2 separate regions of the Homo sapiens genome follow, and region 2 is linked to region 1. Evidence: chromatin contacts called from ENCODE Hi-C or POLR2A ChIA-PET data. All regions are on one chromosome and are shown on one strand. The core of a region is the stretch at or near the end of the contact, and the rest is flanking DNA. Distances in the headings are between cores, read along the strand shown. Region 1 overlaps EPDR1 (ependymin related 1). Region 2 has its middle 4.4 kb from the start of TRG-AS1.

Region 1 (6,019 bases), core at 3,520-6,019:
TCTCATAATAAGAAGATGTTATCATTCTTTGGCTTTTCAGAAGGCGAACATGCAAAATGCCTTGAGCATCCAGAGAAACTTACCATGACTTCTGTTCTTATCCAGCCTGCTTTTGCTTTAACTGGACCACTTCTACCACTTGGTAGCCATTGCTTTGATTGTGCTTTGTCTTCAGGATTGTAGCGGTAAAGCCATGTTTCAGCTCATGTTACAATTCGTAAAAGAAATGCTTCAGGATCTTGACCACTTGTGTAAAATTTCCATTGAAGGGTCTGCTCTTCTCTGCAGCTGATTGGGCCGCCACAATTGTTTCAGTACCCTTGGGAGTGAAAAGTCTGCTCAACTGAAATTTTTCATTCAGAATTGTATAAGCTGAACTAATTGAGCTATCTGTGGTGCTGGCTATTGTTTCTCCTGTTAATTGTCTGTACAATTGTCCTATACAATTGTCTCCTGTACAATTAGGGCATGACCAATTTTTTTTTTTTTTGAGATGGAGTCTCACTCTGTTGCCCAGGCTGGAGTGCAGTGACGGGATCTTAGCTCACTGCAAGCTCTGCCTCCTGAGTTCACACCATTCTCCTGCCTCAGACTCAAGAGTAGCTGGAAATACAGGCGCCCACCACCACACCCGGCTAATTTTTTTGTATTTTTAGTAGAGACGGGGTTTCACCATGTTAGCCAGGATGGTCTCGATCTCCTGACCTCATGATCTGCCTGCCTCGGCCTCCCAAAGTGCTGGTATTACAGACATGAGCCACCATGCCTGGCCCAAGATTTTTTTTTCTCACAAATTGATGTGGATGAACTGCCACTGTGGGCTTAAATCTTAAATCTTAATCTTAATATTGACTCCTACCTTTTTAAAATGAGTTATTTATTTGTAACTGCTGACTTCTTTCAAGCAATGTCACATAGACTTTTTGTAAAACATCAGTGATTTCACCATTCTGCCACTTGAGCCTTATAATAAATTTAATATTTGTTCTTGCTTTAATTTTAGCAGAATGCATGTTGCTCTGATAGGAGCTCTACCCAAACTGATGTCTTATTCTTCTTGGTGCCTCAAACTAGATCCTGTTTAGGCATGTTATAACAAGTTTTGTGAGTTTGTTTTGGTGAAAAAAGTTGGAATCCATGCATAGTTTTTTCATAATACACATTTTCCGTGAACTTTTTAAAGACCCCTCTTATGGATGTTATACTTACTAAAAATATTCTTAACAAAAACCTAGTAGTCAGATACCATTTCTTATTCCTCAGATTAGCACAAATTTAAGTTTGACAACATGCTCTGTTGGCAGGACTATAAAGAAAAAAGGCACTATAATATATTGCTGATAGGCATGCAAAATAGTACAACCCTGTGGAGAGAAATCTGGTAATATTTAACAAAACCACAAATGCTTTTACCTTTTGACCTGGTAATTCCACATCTAATAATTTACCCTAAACATACAACTCCAAAACAGCACAACACAAGGTCATTATTTTTGTTAATATCAAAGGAATAGAAACAACTCAATGTTTATTGGTAGAAGACTGGCTAAAGAAATAATGATATTTGCACACAGTAAATTTACATGGCCATGAAAAAATAGGGATAGTCTGTAGGCATTAGTGGAGAATGGAGAAAGCAAGATGCAGAAAGGTCTATATGGCATGCTACTCTTTCTGTAAAGAAGAAGAGAAAATAATAATTCACATATGTAGTTGCTTATTTTTTGACAGGCATGCAGGAAAAATAAAATGGAAGCAGTTGAAAAGTGTTATCTATAAGGAGCATGAGGAATAGGGAAGAGGAGATAGGGATGGAAGGGGAACTTGCCTCAACGTACCATTTTCTGTCATTTTGAGTTTTGAAATATGAAAATTTTTACATATTTAAATAATAAAATCAGAGAGGAAAAGTGTAAAGTCCCTGAATTGGGAACAAACTAAAACAAAGGAACCTAATGATCTATCAATCTGGAAACATAACCACACAGAGAATAGGCTTATTCTAAGTAAATTTTTGACACAATACTGACTCTCGATACTAGGGAATTATATTCTAAGGATAAGAGGAACTACAATGAAATCTTAAACTTCACTTGGCAATTTTGTTATTTATAATAGTTTTGAAGTTATTATTTCAAAATCATAGAATAAAGCAAATAAATGTTTTTGTTAATGTTTTTAGGAAGCATGATTTTTATTTTAAGAGGAAAGATATATAAAAGATATACAAAAAATAGGGGGGAAAACCTGTAATGTTAATTTAAATGGAAAATATCTATATGAATTCGAGTTTTTTTTTTCTAATTGGAAGCTCTGACCACTTGAAAAGCATTCAAAGCAATGTCATCTCAATGGCAATGAGCCCATCTAGTGCCCTGATGTCAGTTTCTAAGTTGTTTCCCCACTAAGGGTAACTAGAGTTTTTTAGAGAAATGCCTGATTTCAGATCTGGGACAGGGAAAGTCCAAGGTTAGCCTGTGCCACCTTGTGTCGTAGAACATCGGGAAGCACTCAGAGACTAATAGGATTATGTCAGAAGATACATGTACCAACTTGAAGGAGCTCCCTCTGGCCAAACTTGGGTAAATTTTAGCATCAAAAGGAATAATGACTTTAATTGTTTGTCATACATTGAATAAATAATAAATCCATGAGTCCAGAGTGGTACTCAATAGACTAAGATAGATGGATGTCATTTACTATACCATTGGTACTATGATCCTAACTCCCAGTGAAATAATTGATTCAGGAAACGGATTTGCCTAAAACCATTAGGTGACAGTTATTGGGTAACAGGACATTTCCAACATCACAAAGTATCACTCATCAATTACTTGCCAATTGCAAAAGGAAACACTTTTATAACAGATATCTGGAGTCACCATATAACTTGGTGATCAAAGTTAGCAGCATTAATAGTGGGAAGGTACATCACCTGTCTTCAGATATGATAAAGTCCAAAGTATACAACCTCACCAATGACATGTTATTTACAAACATCTTGGAACTCAAATCGAAAAGAGCCTTTAGACTTCATATCCATTTCATAAGAATGACAAACGCTCAAATAGCAATTTAAATGCCACCATGAGGAAACTGCCAAAGAAATCCACATTGTGGAATATCTGCAAACCTGAACTCTTCAAAGAGTCAATGTCATGTTGGAAAATAAAAAGGTAGGAGTACTGCTCCAGATTTTTGATAGAGACATAACCAAATATAATGCTTGAACTTTAATTGAACTCTGATTTGAAAAACCAGCTTTAAGATGTATTTGGGGGGCCACTTGAATATGGAGCAGATATCAGGGAATGAATTTTTATTTCTAAGATACAGTCCTATTGTGACCATGTGGCAGAAGCTCTTGTTTTAAGGAAGTATTTAGAAAACTAGAAAAAATACAGTAAAATGTAGAGAATTGTTGAGCCTAGGAGGCAGACATAAAAGTGGTCATTATACTAGTTCTCCAACTGTTCTGCATATTTAAAATATTTTATAATAAAAATTAGAAAAATTAGATTTATCTTTTTACTTAAAAGATTATCAAGGGCAAATTGTTGAATTTAAAATGCATAGTTAGAAAACAAATAAATGATAGGCACTCATTTGCGTAAAATGAGTATAGTACATATTGAAAAATCAATCCAATGTTTGTACACCTATGTTTATAGCAGCATTTTTCACAATAGCCAAAAGTTAGGAAACACCTAGGAATCCATCAGTGGATGAATGGATAAATAAAATATGGTGTATACATACAGTGGGATGTTATTCAGCCTTAAAAAGGAAGGAAATGCCAACACATGCTACAGCGCAGATAAACTTTGAAGATATTATATTGACTGAAAAGAATAAATATTGTGTGATTCCACTTACATGAGCTATGTAGAGTAGCCAAACTCATAGAATGGTGGTTGCCAGGAGTTGGGGAGAGGGAGGAATGGGTTATTATTGTTTAATGGATATAGAGTTTCAATTTTGCAAGAGTTCTGGAGACTGATGTACCACAATGTGAATATATTTAACATTACTGAACTGTACACTTAAAAATGGCTAAGATGGTACATTTTTGTCACATGTATCTTGCCACAATTAAAACATAAAAATTTAGATATAAAAATTAATACGTACATAAAGACATATTTAGAAGAATATATGTCCAGACACATGTACAGAGTTGTTATTTCTGTAAATTAGAGTTTCTTGGCAATTTTTGCTTCCCTTTCCATCCCTAGATTGCTTAATTTTTTTATATTGATCATGAATCTGTTTTACTAAAAAAAAACTATTTTCAAAAGCAAGAAAACTTCCCCAGATTTTCGGTGTTTCAGAAAACATGGTGATTCGAGAGCCTACTTTTTAGGGAAATGGATTTGCAGGAAACAATGGAAATTGTCAATGTAACCTGAGAATTTTAGTAAAAGCAACAAAAATCCTTTGTCCCATATGGTGAGAAGCAAAACAGGCCGCTGGCCCGTCCTGTGTGTTGTGGTTGCCGTGGAGAGCTTGGCCTTCTGAGCCTTTGGCAGGGCCTAGCCAACCTGACCTTGCTCACAGCTGAGGCTCAGCAGCAGCAGGGCCTTTGTGGGAACTCGCCTGCCCCTCCCAGTGAACTATGCTTTGCTTGGTGCCTGGCCAGCAAGGAGGCGAAGTTTGTCTGCTGTTGTTGACCTGGGCTGGTCTGCCTCCCTGTCCTGAACACCAATTCCAGCATCTCACCTTGCTTGACTGTGCCCCAGCGGGGGCGTTGGTGCCTCTCATCTCACAATTGCCTCTGTGACAGAGCCAGTCTTTGATCTCGCCTCCAGGAATCCAATTCCTCTCAAAGTCTGTTAATCCCTTGGGTCCACGGGTTATTCCCGTACAGCATCCCCACTCTGATTACTCATCTCAACCGTGGCTGATCTTTGCATTTTGACCTTTGGTCCCTGTCAGGCCACAGGCCCTGTATTCTATTTGTGATGCAGAGACTTATGTCCTAACTGTTAATATGTTCACATAAACACACACGCCACTACAGTATCATTAAAATGTTTTCTAAAATTTGTCATAGAGCAGTACTAGCATTTATATCCACATGGGATTTTGAAAACAAATTATATAGTTCTATTTTGTTTTCCATTAATTTATTATTTTCAGTTTAACTTGAGGTACAGTCAACATAACCTCAATATCAGATGATGTCTACTTTTAAAAAAGCAAATATTTTGAAAACATAGAAAAGTACAGAGAACACCAAAACGAACACTTGTGTTCAGACCACCCAGATTTAGCAAATGTTAACATTTCATAGTGATTGTTCCGGGTCTAAAATTCTCATTTTAAAATTAAATTTTACTTCTGTATGTGGGCAGAGCGGGCCTCAGGGAAACAGTGAAGCTGTGAGTGTTCCCTCCCTGCTGTCCCCTGCCCTTCTGTTGCAGGTGACTGACCAGGCATCTGTGGCCCTTGATGCCACACAGGGCCATGCTGGGCCTTTCCCAGCACAGCTGTGCTGGCAGCTGCTCCCCGGGTCTCTCCATGGAGCACTGGAGTCCTCAATTCTAACAGAAATGATAGAACTGAGTAGCATAAAAAGCTGCAAGCCAAAAATGAAGGAAAGTTTATTAGAACAAAGGAAGCTTATTGTAACTCTGTAAGCGGGGGTGCTCCAAGCATCTCAGAAAAAAAGAGCCCAGGAAATGAACAGCTGTTGGAATCCCAGTTTGCTAGTGCTTCTCTCTGCTTCATTCTTTAATCCTATTCCATTTGCGTTTTGGAAAATAGCCTCCCTCAGCTTCGAAATTTACATGTGGTATGTCCAGCCACATAAGAGGCTGACTATTAGACCTCGGTTGCCATGACACAGGTCGAGATGAAAGAATCTCATTGTCTCCTCTCTGGTCTAGTAAACTCTGGTGAGGAAGGTAAATATGAGGCTAGAATGACATGTATGACAAATATGAGGCTAGGAGGACTGTATTAGTCTGTTCTCATGCTGCTAATAAAGACATACCTGAGACTGGGTAATTTATAAAGG
Region 2 (5,681 bases), core at 345-2,844, 390 kb after region 1:
ATAAACTAGCTGTATCAAAGTTGGCATGAACATATAGAGAATGATTCTGTATTCTGATTGTGTGCCCAAAAAAGAAAGAAAGAGAGAGAAAAGGAAGAAAGGAAAAAAAGAAGGAAGTAAGAGAAGGAGGGAGGAAGAAAGGAAGGAAGTAAGGAAGGGAAGGAGAGAGGGAGGAAGAAAGAAAGGAAGGAAGTAAGGAAGGGAAGGAGAGAGGGAGGAAGAAAGGAAGGAAGGAAGGAAGGAAGGAAGGCAAGCTAGGGAGGGAGCTAGGGAGGGAGGGAGGGGAGGCCAGAAAAAGGGATGTGTAGAAAAATAGCAAGTAACCAAGAAAGTAGAGAGAGAGACAAAAAGGAAAGCAGAGGGAGACAATGTTCAACTGCATACCTAGGCTTAGTGTTATAGTGGTAATTATACTATTGCTTATATTGTTATAGACATAAAGAATAAGCAACACTCTCAGCTGTGATCTCTAGATATATGATTCAGTATAAATATCCTTCCCATTTGCTGTCCAAAATATCTCGCTTCGCAGTTGGACCCTAGGTGTACCTGTTGGTCCGAGGAAGCAGAGTGAGTGGGCCTCCCCCATGTCCTCGGAGAGCTGAGAGAGTCTTGCTCTCAGCCAGGCTGCTTGGCTGAGGCCTGAAGATGACAGCTTGTCTTCAGGAAAGTCCTGGGGGAGGGTGGGGAACAAGGTGCAGCTGCTGCCAGGAGAGTGTGATATTAGGGGAGAGATCAGGAATTATGCTGTGTTTCTCTTTGTACAGAATACAGTAAATTCGGTGGCAACAAATGAGAGGGGGCTGGTCTATCTTGTGTACCAGAAGCAGTCACAAGGCAGATTTTCAGTGTGGTGTAGGGCAGGTGTGAATCACTGTGCCTGTCCCAGGTGGCACAGTAATAGATCCAGAATCATTTTCAATTAGATTTTGCAGTATCAATTTCCAGCTCCTCCTCATGCTTGCATAAGTAAAATACTTTCCTCTACTGATTCTTGATTCCAACACAACCCTGGAGTAGTAGGGGTCATAGTATGGAAGATGCTGTGGGGCCTTCCCCGCCTGGTGCAGGTACCAGTGGATGTAGAAGGTATTTATTACAGTAAGATCACAAGTGATTACAGCAGATGACCCAGCTGGCCTGGTGACTGACTTCCTTCTCCCTTGCAAGTTGGAAGATTTCTGACTGGCTGCAATGGGAACAGCACAAAATATAATGAGGAACTCCTTAGAACGGCACCCCTTGCAAAATGAGAAAACAAAACAGAACAAAATAAAACCCATCAGCCTCTCTGTAGGCAGCACACTTACCAAGAGGCAGGAAAGCTAGAAGCAGGGCTGGGGCCCACCGCATGCCTTCCTCTCTGGGGTCTTGGAAGGAAAGGGACCAGATGAAGAGGAGCAGAAGACGCTTTCAAAACTCAGGTCCCACTCAAACAGGAAGTGTTCCCTAGCACAGAAGGCAGTAGGAGGAGCTGGTCTTCCTGAGTCACAGGCAGGGAGAAGTGATGGAGGATCTGTCTTAGGGGACTCCCCAGCCTTCCTCCCAGAGGGGTGGTGTCTGGGAGGACCTGCAGAGGAGCTCCTGCCTCTCTGCTCAGGCCCCTTCTCCAGCGCCATCTTGTGGCAGCAGAGAGCAGGCCCTCTGCAGAAGAGAGCCAGGGGCATGGAGAGCTCAGGCCTCCAGCAGAGGGAGTGCAGATGTGGGGAAAGCTGACCCTGGCGCCAGCTGGCCAGGGCCATAGGACGGGGCAGTCCACAGCAGGCTCACACCCTGCCCTTCAGAGTTTCAGCAGTTGATGCTGCTTCCAGGGCCTTGTCCTGTCAGGAAGCTTGATTTGGTCTTTCAACTGCTTTCCTTTTCACATTCGCAAGGACACTTGGAGGCAAAATACCCAGGGCCACTCTGAGAAGGCCTGAACCTGCTTTATTAACAGTGTAACACCTAAGGTTCTTGCCTAGCCACGCCATAGAATTGGTGTGGCGGCTGACCGCAGCGAGTGATAGAAACACGGACCGAGAGAGAGAAAAAGCTGTAGGCTTTATTGAGCAGAGTGAAAGTACAAAGCTTCCAAAGCATGGAGGGGGTCCAGAATGGGTAGCCAGAGTTAGATTATAGGATTGCCTTTTAAACTCTTCAAGGCGGGAAATACCTGAGGCGGGAAGATGTTACCAAAGCGAGAAACAAAGGCAATTAACCATTTGTAACATGTCTTAGATCTTGAGGAAAACCGGAATTGCAACTTAGGTTTTATCTACTTTATGACCTTGCAGCGTCATGGCAAAGGAGACAGGATCTTACAGGACTTTACAAAGTATGTTTACAAGGAATTGGAATTGGGAGTATAGATAAGGTCTGCTGGTTACAGAAAAACGGGCAGTTAACGTTATTTTACTTTAGTTTTGGGGCAGGGGGAAGGAAGAGAGGGAGAGAGAACACAGGGAAACTTACAGGAAAATTTTCGCTGTTCATAGCTTTCATGGGGAAGAAAACACATGCACAAATCCTGGTGTTCGGAATATTTTAAGCATATATCTTCAATATTATTCATCCAGGACCGAAGTAAGTCGTGATGCAGGAAATGAGTGCGTTTCACAGCTTGCTGAGCCCCTACTCGACCCAGGAAGCCCAGCTGGCCCCTCCTCTCAACAGGAGTGAGAATCAGGTATGTTGGTCGGCCATGGACTCTCCTCAATGGTAAATGGGTGTGTGGGGGTCAGGAGGGGGTGTGTGTGACCTTGTGTTTGTAACCTCTTTGTTAGAGGATTTCTGTTCATTCTCAAGTAAAAAGGCCACATCAAGTAGGAGTGTGAGATTGGCTCACGCCTGTATTCCCAGCACTTTGGGAGGCCGAGGTGGGCAGATCACGAGGTCAGGAGATTGAGACCATCCTGGCTAACACGATGAAACCCTGTCTCTACTAAAAATACAAAAAAATTAGCCGGTTGTGGGGGTGGGCACCTGTAGTCCCAGCTACTCAGGAGGCTGAGGCAGGAGAATGTTGTGAACCCGGGAGGTGGAGCTTGCAGTGAGCGGAGATTGTGCCATTGCACTCCAGCCTGGACAACAGAGTGAGACTCCGTCTCAAAAAAAGAAAAAAAAAAGTACAGGGTGCAGTGCCATATGCAATATGTGGTACATACTTGAACTCAAAACTTATTTGTTATTTATCTGAACTTCCAATTTACCTGGGTATTGCATATTTTATTTGGCAACTCTATCCTTGGAAAGCAGGCTAATATGTGCAGTGCACCTGGATTCATAGATGAAGATATGGGTGATAAAACAAGTAGAATAAAATAATTGGGAACATTCAGTAGTGTATACACAGATATTCACCTCCTCTATAACAAATATGTTTAGATTCATGTTTAAAATATTCCTAATAAGATGTAGAACAACATCCCTCTTGGTTGTGGTATTGGCTTAGCTCAGAGAATTCAGTTTCTGCTGTCATCACAGCTGGGAATGAGAAAGGGAGGGGCTCTGGTTGGTCTCCCTCTGCCTCTGGAGCACACGTGGAGGACATGAGGCTGCCGCAGGAGCAGCTCTGAAAGCTGAGTTCTTGGGGTCACTGTGAAGGAGGGAAGCTCAGGTGCCTTGAAGCCTGGAAAATCCTTGCTGGGACCGATGTCTCACGGTTTAAAAATTAGAAGGGAGAGATTTGCCATTACATTGCAATGCATAGAACACCCTTAAAACAAAAAAGCAATAAAGGAAAGTAACTCCACTGTAATGTCAAAAGAACTATACAGCTACAGTGCTGAAGAGACGGCAATACTGGCACTAGAATGAAAAGATTCATGGAACACACTGGAAAGTCCAGAAAGAGAGCCATGTGTATGTAATATTTTATCACATGATAAAGTTGTACGTTAATATCCTTGAGAAACTACTGGATTATGTAATAAGTTCTCTTTTGGGAATTGACTTACCATATGGAAACAATTTTTTTTTTTTTTTTTTTTTGAGACAGAGTCTCTCTCTGTCCCCCAGGCTGGAGTGCGGTGGCACAATCTCGGCTCACTGCAAGCTCCGCCTCCTGGGTTCACGCCATTCTCCTGCCTCAGCCTTCTCAGTAGCTGGGACTACAGGCACCTGCCAACATGCCCAGCTAATTTTTTATATTTTTAGTAGAGATGGGGTTTCACCGTGTTACCCCGGATAGTCTGGATCTCCTGATCTCGTGATTCACCCACCTCAGCCTCCCAAAGTGCTGGGATTACAGGCGTGAGCCACTGCACCCGGCCAGAAACAAATCTTCTTAAGTTACTATGTTGCCAGCTACAAATGGAGATTTTCTTGTAATAAAACTGAAAACAGAAAATCATTAGACTTTAACCATGATGAATTGCACACATATTGTAAGTGAGATTTGCCTCTCTGATCCTAACATCAAAATAGACCCCTTAGAAAAATTGATAGGTTTTATTAAAAGTAGTACACAAAGTTCAGTTCACCAAAAGGTGCTGAAAATAATAGCAAACCACGAGAAATATTTTCAATACATTTGATAAAGGATCAATATCTCTAAAATGAGGTGTATTAATTCTTACAAACCAATAAGAAAAAAATGATAACCAACAGAAGAATAGGCGAAGAGTATGAAATGGCAGTTGACAAAAGAAGAAGTATAAATGGCCTACAAAGTTGTTAAGTAATGCTAGCATTCACACAGGTAAGAAAATGCAAATTGAATTAACAAATCTCATTTTCTGAACCCCAGCGCTTGGATTGAAATTGCTATCGAATAAAGTATATGACTTAGGGAATGTTAGTTAAGCCCTTTATTTCTCATCTGGTGTATTCAATGGTACTTTAACCCCTCAATGGGGTTTCTGTGAAGATTAAATAAAACTTACATGCAATGTGATTAGTACAGTAACTACCAGAATGTCAGTACCCGTGTTTATCATTAGCATATTATTATTACTACGGTAATTATTGTATTAAAATTCCCAATAGATCAGAGATGCCATCATTAAATAGTCTATGAATAAAAGCATTCAAATAAATGATATGGACTTCTTTATTCATACTTATGAAGTGTATGCACTTTTAGAGGCAAGACACAAAATCTAGACACTGGAAGATAAAAGATTGATTAAAATGTATAAAACCTTATCAGAATGAAAATATAAATATGACGGTCAAATAGAAACAATATATACTGCACTATGACAAACAAAAGACTTTTCTGTAATACTGAAAGACTTGTTCTGAATAAGAAAAAGTGAAAAAGTTCAACTGAACTGATAAAAATATTGTTACCTATAGGGTCAGGGAGAGAAGAGGAAAGAGAAATCCAGAATGGGGCCTGGTGAGGTTGCTCATGCCTGTAATCCCAGCACTTAGGGAGGCCGAGGCAGGGGGATCATCTGAGGTCAGGAGTTCGAGACCAGCCAGGCCAACATGAGGAAACCCTGTCTCTACCAAAAATACAAAAATTAGCTGGATGTGCTGGCGGGCACCTGAAATCCCAGCTACTTGGGAGGCTGAGGTAGGAGAATCTCTTGAACCCAGGAGGCGGAGGTTGCAGTGAGCCGAGATTGCTCCACTGCACTCCAGCCTGAGTGACAGACTGAGAATCCGTCTCAAAAAAAAAAAAAAAAAAAAAAGAGAGAGAAAAAGAAATCTAGAATGTAAGTTAAAATCTCCAAATGCATCTTCGTTAAAATTAT

The links. Hi-C counts contacts between places; a loop is a spot of excess contacts on that map. ChIA-PET counts read pairs that join two places held with the same protein, here RNA polymerase II (POLR2A). Pooled maps may share reads with other maps.
Region 2: a pooled map shows a loop between it and region 1 (2.7-fold over the local background). The contact joins two enhancer-like sites. A Hi-C loop is called at or near these places in 1 of 37 single-sample maps with no recorded cell type and 2 of 50 pooled maps. POLR2A ChIA-PET finds 5 or more read pairs at or near these places in 1 of 52 experiments (K562).

What each region holds. Positions count from the first base shown.
Region 1 is chr7:37,938,507-37,944,525 of GRCh38, forward strand. The region is part of intron 1 of EPDR1 (ependymin related 1); the gene reads left to right. Among named protein-coding and RNA genes, the nearest start is that of EPDR1, 21 kb to the left of the region's middle. RefSeq lists a silencer at 5,721-6,015. Within about 2 kb of position 4,770, at least 23 of the 41 ENCODE cell types and tissues checked have a DNase peak (open chromatin) inside an H3K27ac peak, as active enhancers do.
Region 2 is chr7:38,334,162-38,339,842 of GRCh38, forward strand. It overlaps TRG and the pseudogene TRGV7. Among named protein-coding and RNA genes, the nearest start is that of TRG-AS1, 4.4 kb to the right of the region's middle. Within about 2 kb of position 1,595, at least 17 of the 41 ENCODE cell types and tissues checked have a DNase peak (open chromatin) inside an H3K27ac peak, as active enhancers do.